Linked DNA regions of Homo sapiens: regions 1 and 3 are each linked to region 2. Evidence: chromatin loops called from intact Hi-C (ENCODE). Cell type or tissue: HCT116. All regions are shown on one strand.

Region 1 (8,000 bases), 170 kb after region 2:
ACTGGAGGTGATGTGGGGACAGCACCAGGAGCCTGCCTGGCAGGACCCTGGCTTTTCCCGTGCCAGTGTTTCCACCTGAGTGCCCTGGCTTGGCGGGGATGATAACCTTCCATGCTCCTCTCTCAAGGAGAGCTCTGAAGTCCGTGAGCTTGGAGCCATTTCGTGACATTTCTCAACCCTCCCGCTGTGACTGCGAACTGGGCAGCTGGGCAGGCAGTGGTTCACATTTACAAAATACAGGGAGCATGCGCGTTTGTTATTTGCTTTTAAGGCTGCGTGCAAATCCAGCGACGTGCCCCACTGAGTGCCCCTCCCCTGGGAGGTGCCCACGTCCCAGAGCTCGTCTCAGCATCACTGCAGGGCCGGGCACGGCGGCTCTTACTTTCTACTCGTAGTTTCTTCTGCTCCATGATGTGGAGCTCCTTCTTGGATGCGTCCAGGGAGGCCAGCTGCTCCTCCTGCTCCTGTGTCACCTTGACCATCTCCTGCTGCAGGCGCAGCCAGGTCACCTGGGCCTGGACCGCCTTGCCATCGTGCTCGTCGATCAGCTTGCTCAGCCTTTTGATTTCAAGCTCCAGGGGCCCCACTTCTTCCCCCTAGACCGGATATTCATCAAAAAGCAAAATTAGGGCTGGGCGCAGTGACTCACGCCTGTAATTCCAGCACTTTGGGAGGCTGAGGCGGGTGGATCACCCGAGGTCAGGAGTTCAAGACCAGCCTGGCCAACAGGGTGAAACCCCGTCTCTACCCAAAATACAAAAATTAGCCAGGTGTGCTGGTGCACACCTGTGGTCCCAGCTACTTGGAAGGCTGAGGCAGGAGAATCGCTTGAACTCAGGAGGCAGATGTGCAGTGAGCAAGATGGCACCACTGCACTCCAGCCTGGGCAATAGAGCAAGACTCCGTCTCAGAAAAAAAAAAAAAAAAAAAAAGCAAAATTAGCCTTCTTGGGCTCAAAGGTCTTTGTGAGTGGGCTGCAGAGGGCCTGGAACCCTGAGGTCATGAAACTGGACGAAGGCCGAGGGGCTCAAGTTAGCTCTCAGCAGGGCCGCAAGCCACAGACCCCGCTGGAGGAAATATGGCTAAGGGGCTCTGGAGCCCCCTCTAGCTTCCCCATGGTGGGTGCGCTGGCAGGGTGGGTGGGGCCTCTGGAACCCAAAGGGGCTTTGAGAGTACAGGGACCTGGATGACGTATATGGCATCAGGCCTCAAACGCATTAGGCCACTTTTCTTAGAGCAGCAGAATATTTCGTGCTGGGTGAAAATTATTTGGAATTCAGACTTCAGTGGCCTTGAATAACATCTGATTGGACACAGCCGTGCCCATTCCTTTACGTTTTACCTATGCTCCTTCTCGCTATGGAGGCAGAGCCGTGTCACTGCCAGAGAGACCAACTGGCCACAAAGCCGGAATACTCTCTGGCCTTGTGCAGAAAAATGTGACTTAGAGCGCTTGGCACACGTGCCATTTTGTCTGTAAAGCAGGTAGGGAAAGAGGCAGTTCTGTGCCTTCCAGGAGTTCATGTCTGACCGTGGGGGATCTGAGGGGGCTCTGCCCCACCAGGCACCACAGTCAGCCGGGGACCACGTCTCCCTGCCTGGGACCTCACCCCCAGCTCGGAGACCATCCGCTCCAGCTGCTTGTTGAGGAAGTTGATGAGCCCTTGCTTCCTCTCGATCAGGATCGTGCGCCGGGAGATCTCGCTCTGGCTGTTGGTGATGAGCTCGTTGACTTTCTTCACGTCCTGGTCCAGCTCCACCAGGGTCTTCTGGTGTGCGTCCAGCCTGCTGCTGGTGTGTGTGATGTCCAGGGTGGTCTGGGCAATGTCACCGTTGATTTTGGAAAGATGTGTCATCTGAATTGATGAAAAGAAATACCTGTGAATATTGCCCCCACCCAAGGCCCGGGACGAGTTTGCTGATCCACCGTTCCCTGACGGTCGGGATGTTCCTCTGGAGATATTCCAAACGCACAGTCACGAGTGCAGGAGGCTGGATTTCCCACTGTCTCCAGGACCCAGCAAGGGACCTACTTGTTGGAACCCAGATGTTGGCTTTTTACAGAAAAGAGAGATCATGGTATTAGCTTTTCTTATTGATGTGGTTTGGCTGTGTCCCCACTCACATCTCATCTTGAATTGTGTCCCCATAATCCCACATGTCAAGGGAGGGCCCCTGTGGGAGGTGACTGGACCATGGGGGCCGCTACCCCCATGCTGTTCTCATGATAGTGAGTTCTCATGAGATCTGATGGTTTTGTGTGTTTGACGGTTCCTGCTTCACACACACTCTCTCTCCTGCTGCCTTGTGAAGGAGGTGCCTGTTTCGCCTTTTGCCATGATTGTAAGTTTCCTGAGGCCTCCCCAGCCATGCAGAACTGTCAGTCAATTAAACCTCTTTCCTTTATCAGTTATCCAGTCTTAGGTATTTCCTACAGCAGTGTGAGATCAGACTAACACACTTCTTAAATCGTAGCACACACATTGTGAGGAAATGTGAAAATACAGGCCAGGACAGAGAACACATTCAATTGCCTGCAATTCTGACACAAGTTAGCTACCATTCCCATCTGAATCCATTTTTCCTCCCAGTCTTTTCTATATAATTCTCCAAAATAAAAATAGGATCACACCCTACACACTGGGTGCTAACCTGCTTTTTAATCTGGTAAGTCGGGTCTTATGTTCCTGTGCTCTGTAAGCTGTAATGGCTGTGCTGTACTCTATCACATTTGCAGCATAGTTTATGAAGCAAGAAGCAATTGTTAGACACTGGTTCCTCCATGCGTTCTGACCCCTCCTGCTGTCCGGCAGGTCTGAGCCGCCAGTGCTGGCCTCCTCTGTGGGCTCTTTGGAGGCATTAGACAGACTTTGGATCCCTTCTGGCAACGGGGGGTTTATCGAGAGGACGTTTGTGATAATCAGGAGTGAGGCAGTGGCAGTCACAGCTGCAATGGTGTGGCCAAAGCTGCTCTGGGAACAGGGAGATGCTGTCACCACCAGGACAGGGTCCTCTTCCCCAGGGCATGGTTCTAACAGGTGGCCTCGGGCCCTGTGTCTGCCCTGAGCACCCCTGCCCGTCGGCTCCTGCCACACAAGGCCTTGGCTCTCTCACGACTGTGGCTCCTGCCTACCCCAGCCTCCTCAGGGCCATCTGAGCTTCTCCTCCCGCCACGCCTGTGGGCTCCATGTCTCTCACTGGCCACCACGGGCGGCTTCCCAGGAGACCCAATGTCCCCAGGTGGTGGAACCCAGACCCTGCCCACCTGGAGTGGAAGCTTCCGGCATCTGGAGTTGTGTGGCAATGTCAGCTCGCAGCCTCCTCCTCTGCCAAGTTCACCCTGAGATCTGGGCCCCCCAAGGACTCCCTGCCTCCCCCCTCCCCAACTGCCCTGCAGGGGCTATGGCTCCAAGTCCCCTTCAGTCCCTCCCCGTCACAGCCGGGCCTGCACCCCCGCTCCACTCCTGGCTGTTTGTGGTCTCTGTGGAGCCCACCCTGGCTCCCCCTAGGCATCTACACCATCCCTGGATTAACTGCCTGGACCCCGTGGTTGACCCCAGCTCCGGATGGGTGGTCCCGCCCATCCACACTTTGCTCCTCCTCCCAGATATGCCTCCCCACCCCACCTTCTATCAGCCCATGAGGCTTTGAGCAGTTCAAACATCGTGTCGGGGGTACTCTTTTCAGCAGCTGGACTGGCATCGGTTGGAAAATTGTCGTAATAGACGAATGTGTTGGTCCAAGACTCTTTGCTGCCCTCTTCTGGAAACTGGCAGCAAAACACGTATGACCTATCGGGCTGCCCAGACAGGGGCTCGGCGGGGGCCCGGGGGCCTGGGGATTGGGAACTGGACTTGGCTGGTAGCAGCACGGCTGGATGGGCTCCTTCACACCCACCACGCCCTTCAGCTCTGCCTGGCCAGCTCCTTTCCCACCCCTCAGGAGGGCAAAACCGGCAGAGCTTGGCATCGGGAATCTGTCACCCTCCTCTGAGACTAAAATGGGGACTGTTGGGCAGGCCCCACTGCTAGGATGTGCTCTGGAAATGGTGGAGCCTGTGGTAGCCTCTGGGGGTCCTCCAAAGGGGCCTGCTTGAGGCGGGGTGTTGGGGAGGCGGTCACCCCTCGGGAAGAGGCAAAGAAAAAACAATTCAAGTAAGGAATTGTTTTTTCTAAGGACACAAGTCCCCTCCACCCCCACCACAGGTGATAAAGGATAAAGCAAGATCCCAGGGGATGCGAACATGAGCTCACAATTGGGGGTTCCCTGCCATGGACGTCGAAGTCACACTCCAGGTCCCCCCAGGGAAATCAGCCTTTGGCTGGCAGCTGGCCATGCGGTGGCTCACGCCTGGCCTATTTCTAGGTTTTCTACAGTAAAAATGTATCACCCTTACAACCTGAACACCATGGAAAGGAGTGAGCACAGGAGGGCCCTCTGCTCACACTGACTCCGCCCTCTCCGCCTCCAGGACGGCTTGCCCTCATATGCCCAGGCTGCAGGGGGCTTCGCACAGCCCCTCCCTGGGGCAGGGGCCTACCATGTTGGTCTTCTCCTTCTGCAGCCTCAGGATGAGCTGGTTGAAGTATTTGGTGGTCTTGTTGGAGGTCATGTGCTCCTGCAGCTTCTCCCGGATGGCAGCATCCGTCTTCCTCCTGAGCTCCAGCTCGCCCTGGATGGCTTGGCGGATGGCCTGCAACTCCTCCGTGAGTATCATTTGTTCCTGGAGACAAGGAGCCACAGGGTGCACGTGCCTGAAGAGGCACCACCGTGCGCCAGGTGTGACCTGTGGGGCGGGCCCGGCCTCACCAGCTGGTCCTGGCTGAGGGCATCCTCTGTGTCCTGCAGGGTGAGCCTGTAGGTATTGAACTGGCTCTGCAGGGCCACCTGCTTGGTCAGGCACTGGGTGGTGAGCTTCTGCAGCAGTGTGGCTTCCGTCTCTGTCCGGTTCAGGATGCTCGCCAGCTTCTCGTTCTTTTCTTCCTCCTTCATGATGGATTTCTTATAGGCCTCAATCTCGCCGTCGGTGGATTTGGCTTGATGCTGGCATCCTCTGTAGAAATGCAGCGGGGAGAGCCAGTTACGTGTGAGACATCAGAGAGCCAGTGCACAGAGCTGCGCCCCACACGAGGGAGCTCACTAAGGCGAACTCAATGCACAGAGAAATAAATTAGGAAGCCAACTCTTATTTATTTATTTATTTATTTATTTTTTGAGACAGAGTCTCACTCTGTAACCCAGGCTGAAATACAGTGGTGCGATCTCGGTTCACTGCAACCTCCGCCTGCCGGGTTCAAGCGAGTCTCATGCCTCAACCTCTTGAGTGGCTGGGATTACAGGTGTGCGCCACCATGCCCGGCTAATTTTTAAACTCTATTTGTAGAGATGGGGTTTCACCGTGTTGCCCAGGCTGGTCTCCAACTCCTGAGCTCAAGCAATGTGCCTGCCTTGGCCTCCCAAAGTGCTGGGATTACAGGTGTGAGCCGCTGCACCCAGCAGGAAACCAACTCTTTTAATAGCAGCCAAATCTTTAAAAAATTTTTATGGATAGATTGGCACATATTTGAGAGGTACATGCGATATTTTGACACAAGCATACAGCATGTCATGATCAAATCAGGGGAACCGGCCATCTATCACCTCACACATGATCCTTCCTTCGTGTTGAGAACATTCCAAATCTTTTCCTCTAGCTATTCAGAAATATACACTAACTTACCGTGAACTGTAGTCACTGTGACATGCTATTGAACACTGGGCCTTGTTCCTTCTCCCTCACTGTATTTTTGCAGCCAATAGCCAAATCTTGACTATTATTTTCAAATAGATCAAGAGAACTATTATCTATTGAAAGCCCAAGTTGACAACTCTTTTGTACTGTGATTATGGGGAGAAGGAAAGTGACGCATGGGTCAGACGTTGGGCTAGGGGTTCTCATCTGCCCACCTTCCTTAACCATGACAATAATCCTAGGAAGGAAATAGTCCAGCTTTACAGATGTGGCCATTGAGACTCAGAGCATTTCAATCACTAGCCCAAGGTCTGCAGGAAACAGCGTGGCTGAGGGAACACCAGTGGGCCCACTTCAAATTCTATTGTCTTTCCCCTCGGCATGCTGCGATGAGATACCTGTAATTAACGTCAAGCTCTAAAACACAGATATCGGATAATCAGATCTAAAATACTGATTCAAATGAAATAATCAGATTCAAATCCTGTATTTGTTGGAGTGCAGAGGCACGATCTTGCCTCACTGCAACCTCTGCCTCCTGGGTTCAAGTCATTCTTACGCCTCAGCATGAGGATTTGAATTTTGTGTGTGTGAGGCATGTTTTCCTATTATTCTGAGATGTTCTGCGGTACTTTAAACATTCCTTTCATTCCTTTCTTTCTTTTTTTTTTTTTGAGACAGTCTCTCACTCTGTTACCCAGGCTAGAGTGCAATGGCATGATCTCAGCTCACTGCAGCCTCAAGCCACTCAAGTAGCTGGGATTACAGGTGTGTGCCACCATGCCCAGCTAATTTTTGTATTTTTGTAGAGATGGGGTTTCACCATGTTGGCCAGGCTGGTCTTGAACTCCTGACCTCAAGTGATCCACCTGCCTCGGCCTCCCAAAGTGTTGGAATTACAGGTGTGGGCCACTGCGCCTGGCCATCCAGTATTTTTTTTTTTGAGACAGAGTCTCGCTCTGCCACTCAGGCTGGAGTACAGTGGCGCGATCTCGGCTGACTGCAACCTCCTGGGTTCAAGCGATTCTCATGCCTCAGCTGCCTGAGTAGCTGGGACCACAGGCGTGTGCCACCATGCCTGCCTATTTTTTTTTTTTTTTGTATTTTTAGTAGAGACAGGGTTTCGCCCTGTTGGCCAGGCTGGTCTCGAACTCCTGACCTCAAGTGATCCACCTGCCTCAGCTTCCCAAAGTGATGGGATTACAGGCATGAGCCACCGTGCCTGGTGATCCAGTATCTATTTTTAATGTGTGTGGATATTTATTGATCCACTGATGAGATCAGAAAAAGCCAAAAAACAGGAAAGGGCCTCATTATGGATCGATGAGGATGATTAAATTATGGCACAGGCATCATTTAGAACACAGTGTGAAGAGAACTGCAAAGAACAACGGTGATTTCTATGTGTTCTGACATGGAATAACTCTAAGACACAGCACAAGAAACACCAAGCTGCAGAGCGGGACACACTAAGCGGCCGCGGGTGATTTTTAAGTGGAGAGATAAACACCCGAGAATAATGCATATGTATGAACGAAATCTATCTGGAAAGACCTTTATGAAACAGTAACAGGTTGCTTGGGAAAGAGAATTGAAAGACTGGGGAGAGATGTGAGAAAAATATGGAAGGTATTATTCTAGTCCAAGAAGAAAGTACTTTCTGACTATTTGAATAAAAACTTATTCAAAGGATAAGACACTATCAATAGAGAAAGGAAGCCTGGCCCACATGACAAAACCCCATCTCTACTAAAAATACAAAAAAAATTAGCCGGGCGTGGTGGTGTGTGGCTGTGTTCACAGCTACTTGGTACACTGAGGCATGAGAATCACTTGAACCCAGGAGGCGGATGTTGCAGTAAGCTGAGATTGTTCCGCTGCACTCCAGCCCAGGTGATAGAGCAAGACTCTGACTCAAAAAAAAAAAAAAAAAAAGATACTGATACTGGAGAGATTTGCCATGTCCATGAAGCAGAAGATTTAATATTATTAAGGCCTCAATTCTCTTCAAACTGATCTATGGATTCAATGTAATTTCAGTTACATCCCAGAAGGCATTTTTTCCCCAGAAATTGACAAGCAAGTTTTAAAATTTAAATGGAAACCTAAAGGACCTAGAGTAACCAAAATAATTTTGTAAAACAACATCAAAGACTCAGACTATCTGATTTCAAGATTTTCCATAAAGCTCTAGTTAGAAAGACAATGTGGTATTGGTGAAAGAATGACAAAAAGATCAACGGAACAGAATAGAGAGTCTGGAAACAGA
Region 2 (8,000 bases):
GAGATCATACCACTGCACTCCAGCCTGGGCTACAGGATGAGACTCCGTCTCAAAAACAAAACAAAATTTAAAAAAACCTCCTTGCAGGCTGCAAACCTTTATGAGAAACAAGTTCGCCTTTATTAACGTTTGAACCTCGACGTTCTTCAGCTGACAGTCGCTAGAGTTCCTTGGCTTGTCCCTGCCTTCATGTTCACAGCACATGCTCCATGTGTATCGATGACCAAATTTCCCTTTATAAAAACACCACTTCCAAATTAGCTGGGAGAGGTGGCGGGCGCCTGTAGTCCCAGCTACTCAGGAGGCTGAGGCAGGAGAATGGCCTGAACCCGGGAGGCGGAGCTTGCAGTGAGCCGAGATCACGCCACTGAACTCCAGCCTGGGCGACAGAGCAAGCCTCAGTCTCAAAACAAACAAAACAAAACAAAACAACAACAACAACAACAACAACAACAACAACACACCACTTCCAGCCTGGGCAACATGGCAAAACCCTGTCTCTACACAAAATTTAAAAATGTGGCTGGGCGCAGTGGCTCACCCCTGTAATCTCAACACTTTGGGAGGCCGAGGCGGGCAGATCACTTGCAGTCAGGAGTCTGAGAACAGCCTGGCCAACATGGTGAAACCCCATGTCTACTAAAAATACAAAAATTAGCCGGGCATGATGGTGCATGCCTGCAATCCCAGCTACTCTGGAGGCTGAGGCAGGAGAACTGCTTGAGTCCGGGAGGTGGAGGTTGCAGTGAGCCAAGATCGCACTATTGCACTCCAGCCTGGGCCACAGAGTGAGACTCTATCTCAAAAATAAATAAATAGATGAATAATAAATAATAAAAATTTGCCCTGCATGGTGGCTCATGCCTGTGGTCCCAGCTACTTGGGAGGCTGAGGCAGGAGGATCACTGGAGCCAGAGAGCCGACTGGTCAAGCCACCGCAATCCAGCCTGGGCAAGAGTGAGAGCCTGTCTCAAAACAAAAAACAAGAAGTCACCGCTTATATAGGATTAGGCCCACCCTACTCCAGCATGGCCTCATTTTAACTTGAACTAACTACATTTGCAACAACTCTATTTTCTTTTTTCTCTTTTTTTTTGAGATGGGGTCTCACTCTGTTGCCCAGGCTGGATTTCAGTGACACAATCAGGACTCACTGCAGCCTCGACCCCCCCAGGCTCAAGTGATCCTCTTGCCTCAGCCTCCAGAGTAGCTGGGACTACAGGCCTCCCAAAGTGCAGAAAACTCTTATTTATTTTATTTATTTATTTATTTATTTTTTGAGTCTCGCTCTGTTGCCCAGGCCAGAGTGCAGTGGCATGATCTCAGCTCACTGCAACCTCTGCCTCCCGGGTTCAAGTGATTCTCCTACCTTAGTCTCCTGAGTAGCTGGGACTCCAGACACGCGCCAACACGCCTGGCTAATTTTTGTATTTTTAGTAGAGATGGGGTTTCACCATATTGGCCAGGCTAGTCTAGAAGTCCTGACCTCCTGATCCATCCGACTCACCCTCCCAGAGTGCTGGGATTACAGTTGTGAGCCACCGTGCCCAGCCCAGAACTCTTTCTTAAATTTGTACCCAACATAGAATTGTTTGGTCCGTGTGTTCACTCAAATAGCATCTTAACATGGGTATCATTCTGCAACTTGCTTTATTGCACCCCAAAATCAGTGTTACAACTTAAAGCTTCACCTCATTTCTCTTTTTTTTTTTTTTTTTTTTTTTTGAGGCAGAGTCTCACTCTGTCACAGAGGTCAGCTAATTTTTGTATTTTTAGTAGAGACAGGGTTTCGCCATGTTGGCCAGACTGGTCTCAAACTCCTGACCTTAAGTGATCCACCAGCCTCGGCCTCCCAAAGTGCTGAGATAACAGGCGTGAGCTGCCACACCCGGCCTTCACCTCATTTCTTTTAACTGCTGCACAATATTCCACGGCATTATTCGTGTGTCCTACAGTCAAGATGTTACCGAATTCAGAGAAACTCAGGTTTCTTCCTACTTCTTAAAATTACTGACCAAGTTGTCACAAACGTCCTTGTGCCTGCTTCCTGGAAGGCTGACTCAAGCATGTTTGAGTAGATTCCGAGAAGCATAACTGCTGAGTCACAGGTGGTATGCAGATTTATGAAACTGATAGTGCCTAGTGCCCGCCACAGTCTGTTTACCTTCACCCATCCCTGTGAATGAACCATGTCTAGGTTCAAGCATGGATGCCCTTGGTATGTGAGTGCAAGCCAAATGTGAACTGCTGCCTCTTCCAGCCCTGGCAGGGGGGCCCAGTGAGCACAGCTTTGGGACAGGTTCACTTTATGTAGAAAGAGAAGCTGCCTGAGGTCAGAAACGACATGGATTGGAGGGCAGGGGTGAATGGTTCACTTGTGAATGAGAGAGGGCCAGGCATGGTGGCTCACACCTTAATTCCAGCACTTCAGGCTGAAGCTGGAGTATCACTTGAGCCCAGGAGTTTGAGACGAGCCTGGGAAACAAAGTGAGACCCTGTCTCTATAAAAACAATTAACAAATTAGCCTGGCGCGGTGGCATGTGTCTGTGGTCCCAGCCACACCAGAGGCTGAGGCAAGAGGATTGCTTGAGCCCAGGAGTTGAAGACCAGCCTGGGGAACACAGTGAGAAGAAAGGGGTGGAGGGAGGAAGAAAGGGAGAACGGGAAGAAAAAAATGAAAGGAAGGAAGAAAGGAAAGAAAAACGGAAGGAAGAAAGAAAAGGAAGGGAGCAAGGGAGGAAAGGAAGGAAGGAAGGAAAGAAAGGAAGGAAGGAAGGAAAGGAAGGGAAGGAAGGAAGGAAAGGAAGGAAGGAAAATGGGAGGAGGCAAGGGACCTGGAAGAGTGACGCGGATGAAGGACACTCCAATGTCCACTCCCGTGTCCAGTGGGGAGCCCCGCAGCCAGCAGCCCTGGTTACAGAGGCCCTCCCCTTGCTGCGCTGACATTGGCCGGGACTGCCCGGGCAGAACGGGCAGAACGAGGCTCAGTAGGGCAGGCCACATTCTTCTTGAAGAAAGTGCAGGGAGAACACACCTCTGAGGCTGCCACAGGCCTCCAGGGATTTACCCCCAGACTCAATCAAAGCATTCATAAAAATACAAACATGCAGGCAGTCCTCACCTGCTCAGGCCGCCGTCACAGATCACCCCAGGCTGCGGGGCCTAGCACAGAGATTCATCTTCTCCCAGTTTTGGAGGCTGGGGTCCTCATGAGGCCTTTCTTCCTGGTGGGCGCATGGCCTGGTTTTGCCGTGTCCTCTCATGGAGTTCCCTGGGGTGTGAGGGTGCAGAGAACGAGCTCTCTGGCGTCTCTTCTCACGAGGACACTAAAGCTATCGGTTCAGGGCCCACCTTTATGACCTTCATTAAACCTAGTTACCCCCTAAAAGCCCTGTTTCCAAACGCAGTCACATAGAGGGCAAGGGCTTCAACTGACACATCTAAAGGAGGCACGATCCCGTCTCTAACCCACGCACACGTTGAACAGAGGGCTCGGTAAGTCAATTATGATGCATATATAGACCAAAATACCACGCAGACATTAAAAATCTTGTATTCTAATGCTATTTATTATCACAATAAATAATTCACTGCAAATGACTGCATGAAAAATGTGGGTTCCAGAGCACCATGTATAAAATGATCCCATTTATGTAGAACTGTAAACATACATCCACACACTGACGGACAGGTACATATGCATGTTTGGGGAGGGGTCTGGAATGATCACCCAAGTGGACAGGGTGAGGGGTGGTTTCCTGTATTTTTTACAATAAGCATTTATGACTTTTACAAAATCACCAAAGCTATCACTTTTTCCATTTAGAAAACACAAAATTATTTTTAAATAGAGACTTGACGTCATTTGACACACCTTGGTTTTCTCTCGGAGAGCACAGATGCCGCAGACAAGAGGAGCGGACCCGCCTCCCAGACTCCTGCCTGCCCCGTCCCTCCCCCGCAGGTGGCACTGGTGAGCCGGGAAGGTGCTGCCAGCCCCAGGATGCCTCGCACAGCCCGGGCTGGAAACCCCTGCCCCTGCTTCCTCGCACAGTCTGTCATTCTAGAAGGCTCTCTCCAAACCACTCTTCCAAAGAGGGTCATGCCAGGGAACAGCAGCGAGGTCATTTTCCAGTCATCCCACAGGAAGCCAGTGAGCCCCACTCCCACTGCCGTGGACCTCCAGGCCTGGCTTCCTTCTCTTCCCTGGGTTACCTGCTCAGGGGTTTCTCAGCCAGGCCAGCATGTCTATCAGGCGGCATCCAGCATCCAATCACAGTGACAAGAACCTTCCGGAACACCCTGCAAACTGTGGATGCCCACGGGTGGCCCCATTATGCCTTGAGCAGGGCAACCTTTTGGTCCAGAATGGAGTCTTCTCTGATGTTGTAGGGCTGGGTCCCTGGCTCCTGCCTCAGGTGCTTCTCTGCAGAAAATACAATAAATGTTTCAAGCACTAAAAGCTCAGAAGTGAGGATGGGTCAGTTCACAGGAAGGGATTAAGGAGGGCCTTCCAGAGTCCTGGAAGGTGTGCAGGAAGGAGCTGTGGGCCACCCAGGCCAGTGTCACTAACTCCATGAGGGTCTCACCTGAGTCTCTGTAAGCGTATTTTTCAGGTGACTAACGGCCCTTTCTTACTGCTCCAGGGTACCCTCCCATCCCACGGCCAGGCCACATTCTGCTTATCCACCTCCAGTGCACTGCATCTGAGCTGATTCTACAACAACATGGGTGAATCTCCCTGACGTCACATTGAGCCAAGGAAGTCAGTACAACATCCGCCACCCCTCACTCTCACGGAGCTGACCCAGCTTCAGCTGTGACCTCAGTGGAAGAGGAAGAGGCCTAGCACTGGGGCCTGGGACCCTCTGGCCACTGCTGTGTGGCCTGGGGTGGATGCTCTGCATCTCTGGCCCATCCTCTTGTTGACACCTGCTGCGGCTCAGACCTCCTGCGATTGCTGTCTCAAGGGTCAGCGCCCACCCTGCTCCTGTCCCTCCCGTACCTTCTGTCCCGGGGCTTCTGGATCTCCTGACCCGGCCCTGCTCTGTCCTGATCCCCCGGGATGTGGACTTTCGGCTGGAAGGACATCCTTCCAACCTTCTGCATGAAAAATGTGGGTTCCAGAGCACCAGGTATGAAATGGTCCCATTTACGTAAAACCGCAAACATATATCCACATCCTGACAGGCAGGTACATATGCGTGTTTAGGGGAGGGGTATGGAGTGATCACCAAAGTGGACTGGGGTGGAGGTGGTTTCCTGTTTTTTTTGTTTTTTTTTTTTTTGAGACAGAGTCTCGCTCTCTCACCCAGGCTGGAGTGCAGTGGCACAATCTCGGCTCAGTACAACCTCTGCCTCCTGGGTTCAAGCGATTCTCCTGCTTCAGCCTCCCGAATAGCTGGGACTAGAGGTGCATGCCACCACACCCAGCTAATTTTTGTATTTTTAGTACTGATGAGGTTTTACCATGTTGGCCAGGCTGGTCTCGAACTCCTGACCTCAGGTGATCCACCTGCCTCGGCCTCCCAAAGTGCTGGGATTACAGGCATGAGCCACTGTGCCCAGCTGGTTTCCCATATTTTTTACAATAAGCATTTATGATTTTTACAAAATCACCAAAGCCACAGGATGTCTGACTGTGCCCACCTGCTTCTTCCAGGGTAGAGAAGTACTGGAACCCCTTCAGGTCAGCGGACAGCAGGACACGGAGAACGGGGACCTGAGAGACAGACAGACTTTAGCCAGGGCAGGGATGTTCCTCTGTAGCACACGGGTCGGCAGCCTGGTAGACCTGCCATCTCAGAGTCTCCCGGAGAGGTATGGCTTCACCTCCATACCAGTGAATGGTGAGAAGAAACGCAGCCCCAGGGGAATGCTGTCAGAGGAAGATTTTTTTTTTTTTAATTTTTTGTTTTTTGAGACAGGGTCTTGCTCATTGCTCAGGCTGGAGTGCAGTGGCACGATCATGGCTCACTGCAGCCTCAACCTCCCAGACTCAAGTGATCCTCCCACCTCAGCCTCCTGAGTAGCTACAGGTGCACGCCACCACGTCCAGCTATTTTTTCCTATTTTTTTGATGGGGTTTCGTCATGTTGCCCAGGCTGGTCTCAAACTCCTGGCCTCAAATGATCCTCCTACCTCGGCCTCCCAAAGTGCTGGGATTACAGGTGTGAGCCACAGCGCCTGGCCCAGAGGACTTTTTGTTTGTTTGTTTGTTTTTGAGATGGAGTTTCACTCTTGTTACCCAGGCTGGAGTGCAATGGCGCGATCTCGGCTCACTGCAACCTCTGCCTCCCGGGTTCAAGCGATTCTCCTGCCTCAGCCCCCTGAGCAGCTGGGATTACAGGCGTGCGCCACCATGCCCGTCTAATTTTTGTATTTTTAGTAGAGACGGAGTTTCACTATGTTGGCCAGGCTGGTCTCAAACCCTTGACCTCCCGCCTCGGCCTCTCAAAGTGCTGGGATTACAGGTGTGAGCCACCATGTCTGGGTCAGAGGAGTATTTTTTTAAGTGAATCATCTCCAAAGACCATGAAGACATGTGCTCTGCAAATATGACACAGGACGTAACACTTATGAGCGAAGTTCTGAAGGCACATGCCCAAATCTGAAGCCGGGCCCACCATCCTGTGTGACCGTGGGCAGATTACCTGGCTTCTCTGGGCCTCAGTGACCTCTTCTGGACATGGGGATGAAGATAACACTAGCCTCGTGGGCCAGGTTGGGAATGAAGGAAACTCTGACAAGGGTCGGCTGTGGTCCACACCTGGGGTATACGGGTCACTTGGCCTCCTGTTCCATGGCTAGTTCATGAATGTCTCCTCTGGGCGCCTGGGGACACGCCCTAGTCCCCCACGTTCTGCCATCTAGGACTTGGCAGAGAGCGCACATTTAACCACAGCAACAGAGACCCCTGCCTCTCTGCAAACACTGGCCACACCCCTGGGATGTTGACCCTGCAGTGCTCAGAAGGCTCCTAGGTGAGGCCTAAGACGCAGGGCCTGGGACCCAGCCCTTACACTTTACCTGTGGCTCTGAACAGGACGGCCTCCATAGAAACCCGTCTTCAGCCTCTGGAAGCCCTGACAATACGTTTTTCATGAAATTCTATGAGCACCTGTTTTTTTTCGTTTGTTTGTTTTTGAGATGGAGTCCCACTCTGTCGCCCAGGCTGGAGTACAGTAGTGGGATCTCGGCTTACTGCAACCTCCACCTCCCAGGTTCAAGCGATTCTCCCAGCCTCCCATGTAGCTGGAATTACAGGCGCTCGCCACCACACCTGACTAGTTTTTTTTTGTATTTTTAGTAGAGACGGGGTTTCACCATGTTGGCCAGGCTGGTCTTGAACTCCTGACCTCAGGTGATCTGCCCGCCTTGGCCTCCCAAAGTGCTGGGATTCCAGGAGTGTGCCACCACGCCTAGCCTCACCTGTCTCTTTTTGTTTCCTAAAATACAATTCCCCTGAGAGCAGGGACTGACCCTCGTTCACTGTGTGTCCCCAGCACAAAGGACAGTGTGGCAGTGACCAGAAGCCATAACGTGACCCCTCGGAGGGCTGGGGGCCACCGCTCCCCCTTCCACAGGGAGGGACGAGGAAGGCCAGATGGGAACAAGAACTGTTTAAATCAGAAGCAGAGCCAGCACCGGCCGAAGGGCCGTCCAGCATCACAGCCCAGAGATGTCACATTCGCCATGGGAGGCAGGCACAGGAAGGCCTTCCGGCAGCTGCTAACCCCTAAGGCAGCCCAGTGCACACCCACCTGCAGGCCCACAAAGGCCAGGGCGACGCCCTGCTTCTGGAAGTCCTGGAGGAGCTCGCCGAGTCCCAGCACCACAGTGTAGTCGATGCTGCAGACATGGGTGCACTCCAGGACCAGGCAGCGTGGCGGGGACACTGGGGAGACAGGCCCGAGCCAGGTCACGCCACCCAGAGCAGCCCAAAGCTGCTCTGCAGAGGCCAAAGGAGGCTCTGGCCAGGGGCAGGGGACAGAGAGGC
Region 3 (8,000 bases), 57 kb after region 2:
GTGGATCACTTGAGGTCAGGAGTTCGAGATCAGCCTGGCCAACATGGTGAAGCCCTGTCTCTACTAAAAATACAAAAGTTAGCCGGGTGTGGTGGCGGGCACCTGTAATCCCAGCTACATGGGAGGCTGAGGCAAGAGAATCGCTTGAACCCAGGGGGTGGAGGTTGCAGTGGGCCAAGATCGAGCCACTGCACTCCAGCCTGGGCGACAGAGCAAGACTCTGTCTCAAAAAAAAAAAAAAAAAAAAAAAAATGACATGTAAAGAAAGGCTTCCCGGGTCATGTGGAGGACGTGAAGGACGCTTGAATTAGGTGCTCCATGTGCTATCATTGGAGCCCTAGGGGAGCTCAGCATTTGGACAGCCTGTTCCAAGGGGGCAGTGAGGGGTGCATGGAACACTCCTGCCTGAGGGGTTCAGACGCATCCTCTCCCCGCCTCTGTGCTCACCTTCCCACCCCAGAGCCCCCATCCCCAGTCCCCTCCTGGAGGCCGCAGGGTGAGCCTCTGGAATGAGGTGAAGCCCATCTTGCACATTTCTTGGTTTAAAATTTTTTTCATATTAAGAAAGCACTGTGCTTTCCTTTTTCTTTTCTTTTTTTCTTTTTTGAGACCGAGTCTCACTCTGTCACCCAGGCTGGAGTGCAGTGGCACCATCTCAGCTCACTGCAACCTCCGCCTCCCAGGTTCAAGTGATTCTCCTGCCTCAGCCTCCTGAGTAGCTGGGATTATAGATACCAGCTATTTTTTTTTTTTTTTTGTATTTTTAGTAGAAACGGGGTTTCACCATGTTGTCCAGGCTGGTCTCAAACTCCTAACCTCAGGTGATCTGCCTGCTCCAGCCTCCCAAAGTGCTGGGATTACAGGCATAAGCCACCGTGCCTGGCCTTTTTTTTTCTTTTCTTTTTTTTTTTTTTTTTTTTGAGACAAGGCTTTGCTCTGTCACCCAGGCTCGAGTGCAGTGGTGCAATCTTAGCTCATTGCAGCCTCAATCTCCTGGGCTCAGGCATCTGAGTAGCTAGGACTACAGGCATGTACCACTGTGCCCAGAAGTTTTTTTTTTTCCTAAAGTTTAATAATTCTGCTTTTAGGCCACATCAAAGTCACCCCCTGACCATGCAGGCGCCCACCACCACACCTGGCTAATTTTTGCATTTTTAGTAGAGACGGGGTTTCGCCGTGTTGGCCAGGCTGGTCTTGAACTTCTGACCTCAAGTGATCTGCCTGCCTCAGCCTTCTGCTGGGATTACAGGCGTGAGCCACCACACCTGGCCAGGTTGTATATTTGTGTCCATTTATCTTCTCAGCAGTTTTGTGCGTTTCGTAACAACAACAAAAAAAAGTTTTAGAAAATGTCCCCAAATTAGCCGGGCACGGTAGCGCATGCTTGTGGTCTGGTCCCAGCTACTTAAGAGGCTGAGGTGGGAGGATCAATCGAGCCTGGGGAGGTCGAGGCTGCAGTGAGCTGTGATCGCACCGCAGCACTCTAGCCTGGGTGACAGAGTGAGACCCTGTTTCAAAACAACAAACAAAAAAAAAGAAAGAAAAGAAATGCCCCAGTGGTTAAAATAGTGAATTTTATGTCACGTGTATTTTACTGTACACACCCAAAGTGACCACCCAGAGCAGCCCTGTCAAGGGGCCTCATGCAAAGACCCCTGGTCAGAAGCGCCGCATGGCAGCAGCACCACGGGTGACATGCTGGGTTCTGCACGGCACGACTCTCATCTATAAATGAGCAGAACGCTTTACGTCAGCCCAGGAAAGAGCAGAGGCCCAGCCCAGAGTGGATCTGCATCGTCTGGGGGAGGTGAAGTCTGCCTGGGTCACCCCACCCGCTGCCACTGTCCCCATGAGGAGCCCGGGGGACAGGAGGGGCCTCGCACGGCTCACCATCACAATCTGGGTGCCCGGGCGCAAGGCCATCTGGTCCGCCGCCGAGCCCGGGGTGACCCGGTGGATGAAGATGCCCGTGAGGTTCCCGCCGATGACGCTGATCTGCTCCAGCAATGCATCCCCCTGGAACGCCAGCATGGTGACCTGGCTCAGGATCCTGCGGGCTGGCCTCCGCCGCATGAGGACGCCGCTGCAGGCCGGGAGACGACCGGCTTGTGCACTGCCCAGAGCAGGAGAGCCGGCAAGGCCACCTCCCCATTGCTTCCCTCTGGCCCCAGTGTTCTGGAATTCTCCTCCCCCTCCATGGCCCCATGTGCTTGGAAAGGCTGTTGCCTCCCATTGGTAATAGGACACTCACCCTCTGCTCTGCCACTCCCTGGCCCTGGTTCCCCAGCCAGCCTCGGAGGATTCCCACCTGCTGCTTACCTCTCCGAGACATCAAGCCTTCCAGGGGAGACTGGCTGCAGGCTGCTTTCCAGCTGCGGAAGGTCTGGGAGGAAGCCAAGAGCTCACAGATCTTGGTCACCCCACTGCTGATGGGGCGTCCTGTAACCTCCTGTAACCTCAGCCCCTTCTTCACAGATCTTGGTCACCCCACTGCTGATGGGGCGTCCTGTAACCTCCTGTAACCTCAGCCCCTTCTCCCTCAGCCTCAGGCCCCACTGCCTGTTCCATCCTTTGTGCTGAGGCTGAACTTTCTCTTCCTCCACCCCTTCCTCAATGCTTGGGACCTTGATTTCATCTTTCCTAAAATCACTGTAACTAGTGAGGAGCTGCAACTGGGAGGGTCTGACCACCACATGCTATTTTGTGATATTTGAATGAGTTGCCAACATTTGAAAGACAGGGAGGTTTCACCTAAAATCTGGATTTCTGGCTTCACTTGAAAAAATATCTGCTGTAACCCTGGGGCTGCATTTCCGCACTGACCTGTATTTCTGCATGGACCTGCATTTCAGGACTGGCCTGCATTACTGCATTGACCTCCATGTCTGCGTGGGCCTGCACTGCACTGGCCTGTCTTTCTTTCTTTCTTTCTTTCTTTTTTTTTTTTTTGAGACAGAGTCTCACTCTGTCGCCCAGGCTGGAGTACAGTGCCGTGATCTCAGCTCACTGCAACCTCCGCCTCCCGGGTTCAAGCAATTCTTCTGCCTCAGCCTCCTGAGTAGCTGGGACTAGAGGCATGTGCCACCACGCCCAGATAATTTTTGTATTTTTAGTAGATACGGGAGTTCACCATGTTGACCAGGCTGGTCTCGAACTCCTGACCTCATGATCCACCCACTTTGGCCTCCCAAAGTGCTGGGATTACAGGCATGAGCCACCACACCCGGCCCTGGCCTGCCTTTCTACATGGATCTGTATTTCTTTTGTTGTTGTTGTTATTGTTGTTGAGACTGAGTCTCGCTCTGTCGCCAGGCTGGAGTGCAGTGGTGCGATCTTGGCTCACTGCAACCTCCACCTCCCAGGTTCAAGTGATTCTCCTGCCTCAGCCTCCTGACTAACTGGGACTACAGGTGTGTGCCACCATGCCCAGCTGACTTTTGTATTTTTAGTAGAGACGAGGTTTCACCATGTTGGCCAAGATGGTCTCGATCTCTTGAGCTCATGATCCGCCCACCTTGACCTCCCAAACATGGACCTGCATTTCTACCCAGACCTGCACTACTGTACTACACGGCATTTCCACACTGGCCTGCATTTCCACACTGGCCTGCATTTCCACACAGGCCTGCATTTCTGTGTGGCCGCAATCACTGGCACTGGCCAGCAGCTGCCTGCTCCTTACCCCAGACTCCTCTGCTTCCCAGCTGGTGGTGGCAGGTCTCTGAGTTGTCAATCCTAGGACTAGAGGCTCCCCAGGGTCTCCCAAGCTCTAGCATTTTACTGTACAGCCTGTGAGCCCCCGAACCAGGGAGCAGCCTGCCAGGGTCGACGGCTGCAAGTCTCACTCTGTGAACCACACAGCAGAGCCAGGGCCAGCAGAGACCTGAGAGTTCCCTAGGCCTGGCTCACAGGCAAAAACCCATTGGGATCACATTCAAAGCCAATGAAATGAGCTGTGTACTCTGGATGTATTTGAGGTCAATTCCACTAAAAGTATATGCAACCAGGGCATTACGCAGAATCCTCACAGAGGAAAAATAAAGAGGAATAAGCCCCTCTTCTCATCTCACATCTAATTTAGATATGCCTTGGGTGGTCTCTCTCGATTTATCACGATTATAAATAAAAACGTGTATGAGTCCCCAAAGATGAAGATTTCTGATTCTGCGACCCACAGAAGGCACAGGGGCAGCGCAGGGCACTTGCGCCCCCTGGTGGCCATGGGGTGAATTCCAAATGGGGAGCAAAGCACCTACTGTGTGCAAGGCCCAAGGCTGGGAGCCGGTCGCGCCGAGGTGGAAAGGATTAAGGCACCCACCCATGACGGGCCCATGGACTTGGGAAGCAGAGAGGGCCGGTCCAATCACAAACAGAAATGAGCTACAGGAGAAGCGCGAGGCCTCAGGGCCAGCGCCTGAGAGGAGAGATGCTCCCCGCAGGTAGATGTCACGCTGTGCCTCGCCTCAGCCTGGCACCACTAAGCCACCCTGCCTGCTGCCTTCTGAAACCACTGGGAAGCCCAAGCGTTACAGATCAGAGCAGGGGGCTGGGTGCTGAGCAGGGCGTGGATCAGACACAACTCCCCTGGCTCTAGGGAAAAACACAAGGACACCAGCAGACAGAGCGCAGCCGGCCTTTGGCTTACGCTGGCTGGCAGGCGGGACTTTCCCAAAGTGCAAGGTCGAGGCCAAGGTCAAGGCCCAGGGCAGAAGTTGAGCTCTGCTTCTATCTGCCCTTTCCCTGGAGAGAGGCCCCGGCTTTCTCATCAGCTCCCTGCTCTGCCCAGGGGAGGTGGACTGCTGTGGAGGTTCAGGGTTGGGCGTGCTCACCTGCCGTGTCTAGGAGCTCATAATCCAGGTGTGGGTCGCCTGCCTTAGCTCCCGGCAGGGCTCCCGGGTCTCCCTCCGGGATCTCCAGGCAGCTGCTGCAAAGCATAAGCAGCAGCAGGCTCAAACTGCATCACCTGCTCCCTCTGAGTCCCCACGCCCCAAGCACTGGCCCCCAGCACCTGCCAGCTCTGGGGCTTCGAGGGCAGGAGCTGCTGCCTGCAATACCCAGATGCCCTGAGGTCTAGGTTGGTGTCTCTGGTGAGTTGCCAGGAAGGACCCCAGTGCCACCCCAGTGCCAGGAAGGACCCCAGTGCTCTACCTGAAAGACCAGGGTTCTTCCCCGAAGTCCTCGGCCACCCGCTTGTACAGGGACTGCTGGCTGGGGGGCGCGGGGCTGCTGGAGCGGAAGCTGTCCACCAGCTCGCGGCTGGACGTGGCACTCAGGTCCGACAAGAGCTGAGACTGGAGGAGGGAGGGCAGAAGTCAGTGGGGCACGCACGAGGACACCCTGAGACTCCTCCCTTGCTCCCCCACGGTGTAGAGAGAGCCACAGTGAGAACTGACTGGAGAGGAGGCAGGAGGGGAAAGAAGGACACACATGGGGTCACATGCGCTGAGCACCTGCTGTATGCCAGACACTGGGGTCACATGCAATTAGCACACAGCACTGACACATGCTGTATGTCAGGCTCTATTAGCTGCTTGGCTTAGTTCTCACGATAAATCTGTAAGGTGGCACTGCTGTCCCATTTTACATGTAAAGTGATATAGTTTGGCCGTGTGTTCCCACTCAAATCTCGCCTTGAATTGTAATAATCCCCACATGTCAAAGGTGGGACCAGGTGGAGATAACTGAATCATGGGGTCCGTTTCCCCCATGCTGTTCTCGTGAGAGTGACTGAGTTCTCACAAGATCTGATGGTTTTATAAAGGGCTTCCCCCTTTGCTGAGCACTCATTCTCTCTCCTGCCGCTCTGCGAAGAGGTGCCTTCTGCCATGATTGTAAGTTTCCTGAGGCCTCCCCAGCCATGCTGAACTGTGAACTGTGAGTCAATTAAACTTCTTTCTTTGTAAATTACCCAGTCTCAGGTATGTGGGTATCACCAGCATGAGAACGAACTAATGCACAAAGCAACTGAGGCCCAGAGAGGTTGAGTTAGTGACTAGGGAGGGGAGGCCGCACTCAGAGTGCACACTGACAAATGTGACGTGCGAGGCGCTGAGGCCACCAGATGTGTGGGGTAGGTCTGAATCCCGCCCCTTCTTTCACTAATAAGTATTCCTGGAGTAGCTACTATGTGCCAGGTCCTTTGACAGTGTCAGATGTACATCTGAGGACAGGGACTGTCCTTGGGGTGGGGGAACCAACGGGCACCCGTGGACCAGTGAGGTGGAGTGAGGCATTCCAGGGCTGTGGGCGACATGGGCAGGGCAGGGAGGCCAGGGCGGACTCTCTGGAGGAAGTGGCATGGACAGAGGAGTGAGGTGGAGTGTGTGTGTGTTGGGGGCAGGGGGCACATTCCAGACAGAGAGAGCAACAGAGCAGTGGCACGCAGAGAGCCCATGAAGTAGGAGGCAGTCCCCCTAGAGCAGCCAGATTAGAAAGCCGGGGCAGGAGGAGAGTGGCTGGAGGGCAGCTGATCGGTCAGTTGCCCACGAGGCTGGTGAATGAGGATGGTGTGTTCTGGCGAGCCAGTTCTGAGCACCTGAGGTCCCTTCCCTCCCTGACCCAATCCACCCCTGGGGAAGGGAAACACGGCTGGCCTCTGTCCTGTGGGGAATGGGGGCACAGAGGGCGTTAAGGCAGATGCGAGAGTCGATTCAGTTGAAGGTTTGGACTGTCCTGGCCCAGGGAGGCCCAGCACCGACTGTGAAATCTTCCCCGTGTGTGCACTCAGTGTTCTGGGGAAGATCCCGGCCTCCCCCAGCTCTCTGAGTGGCCAGGGGGCAGGTGAGCCTGGGCCTGCTGCTCTTGGGCCACTGATGGGATGGTCCAGGAAGGAAACACCAGGTCCACCCCAAGGCATGGCAAAGGGATGTCAGCCTCGCCCGCCTCTCACCCTCCCTCCCTCCCGGCTCCCGGCATCCTGTGGCACTGGGGCTTTGACCCCCAGCATCCTCATGCCACATGCCCACTATGGTGGGACCACCTCTTTACTTTGCCAAAGGGTGAGGACAGATGCCAGGGTCCTGAGGCTCCAGAAACCACAGTGAGGCCGGCATCCCAGGGACCATGTGTGCCAGGTTGAATCGGGTCCCCTGGAAACTCATGTCTGGGGACTGTCTGTGCCAGGTCGAATCGGGTCCCCTGGAAACTCATGTCTGGGGACTGTCTGTGCCAGGTCGAATTGGGTCCCCTGGAAACTCATGTCTGGGGACTGTCTGTGCCAGGTTGAATCCCCTGGAAACTCATGTCTGGGGACTGTCTGTGCCAGGTTGAATCGGTTCCCCTGGAAACTCATGTCCACCCTGCAAGCTGTGAATGTGACCTTCTTTGGGAATAGGATTTCCAGACGGGTACCCTGTCAGCACTTTGACTTTGGATGTCTGGGCTCCAGGACTGTGACAGAATCAACCTCTGATGTTTAAAACTCTCGCAATAGGGCCAGGTGCGGTGGCTCATGCCTGTAATCCCAGCACTTTGGGAGGCTGAGGCTGGCAGATCATTTGAGGTCAGGAGTTCAAGACCAGCCTGGCCAACATGTTGAAACCCTCTCTACTAAAAACACAAAAATTAGCTGGGCATGGTGGCAGGTGTCTGTAATGCAGCTACTTGGGTGGCTGAGGCAAGAGAATCGCTTGAACCTGGGAGGTGGAGGTTGCAGTGAGCCGAAATCACATCACTGCACTCCAGCCTGGGTGACAGAGGAGACTCTGTCTCAAAAAATAAAATAAAATAAAACTCTCACAATCGTACCAACCTCTTCCCTGTGGGGACAGGGTGGAAGGAGGCTCACTTTCGTCCTGACAGAGAGGCCCCTGGGCTGGCCCAGAGGGTCAAGGCAGTGAGGGAGGCGGGAGGAGCGGCCGTACCTCTGTGGAGCTGACGAGGCTGCAGTCGCTGTCGTCTCTGGGGCAGATGGCATGCATCCGCACCAGCCGCTGCTTCTCCCGTGGACAGGGCTCCCTGGTCCTGGCTTCCTGCTTGAGCTGCCAAAGACAGGCCAGACA

The links. Hi-C counts contacts between places; a loop is a spot of excess contacts. Peaks named below come from ENCODE experiments on the same cell type or tissue, not always from the same donor. Only the 100,000 strongest peaks of a DNase experiment are listed, where the experiment ranks them.
Region 1: a loop joins it to region 2, with 11 times the contacts of the local background. A loop is called at or near these places in 23 of 110 quality-filtered maps.
Region 3: it touches region 2 in a loop (12-fold over the local background); 20 of 110 quality-filtered maps call a loop at or near these places.

What each region holds. Positions count from the first base shown.
Region 1 is chr17:80,078,599-80,086,598 of GRCh38, reverse strand. CCDC40 (coiled-coil domain 40 molecular ruler complex subunit) reads right to left here. Exons shown (of 20, transcript NM_017950.4): 11 at 4,810-5,053; 12 at 4,541-4,723; 13 at 1,611-1,856; 14 at 383-596. Among named protein-coding and RNA genes, the nearest start is that of MIR1268B, 16 kb to the left of the region's middle. RefSeq lists an enhancer at 3,642-4,143. In HCT116, a CTCF peak has its summit at 3,762 (motif pointing left); a DNase peak (open chromatin) is centred at 3,738; H3K4me3 peaks cover 763 bases.
Region 2 is chr17:80,249,052-80,257,051 of GRCh38, reverse strand. SLC26A11 (solute carrier family 26 member 11) reads right to left here. Exons shown (of 18, transcript NM_001166347.2): 16 at 7,765-7,898; 17 at 5,651-5,723; 18 at 3,552-4,427. The coding sequence ends at 4,336. Among named protein-coding and RNA genes, the nearest start is that of RNF213, 7.8 kb to the left of the region's middle. RefSeq lists enhancers at 2,014-2,063, 2,094-2,143, 1,818-2,353, 2,827-3,543 and cis regulatory regions at 1,911-2,375, 1,855-2,391. In HCT116, a CTCF peak has its summit at 3,961 (motif pointing right); DNase peaks (open chromatin) are centred at 2,091 and 3,921; H3K4me3 peaks cover 1,293 bases; H3K27ac peaks cover 2,747 bases.
Region 3 is chr17:80,192,482-80,200,481 of GRCh38, reverse strand. CARD14 (caspase recruitment domain family member 14) reads right to left here. Exons shown (of 24, transcript NM_001366385.1): 12 at 7,863-7,979; 13 at 5,149-5,291; 14 at 4,830-4,924; 15 at 2,320-2,383; 16 at 1,891-2,083. Among named protein-coding and RNA genes, the nearest start is that of SGSH, 24 kb to the left of the region's middle. In HCT116, a CTCF peak has its summit at 4,219 (motif pointing left); no DNase peak of the experiment used is centred here.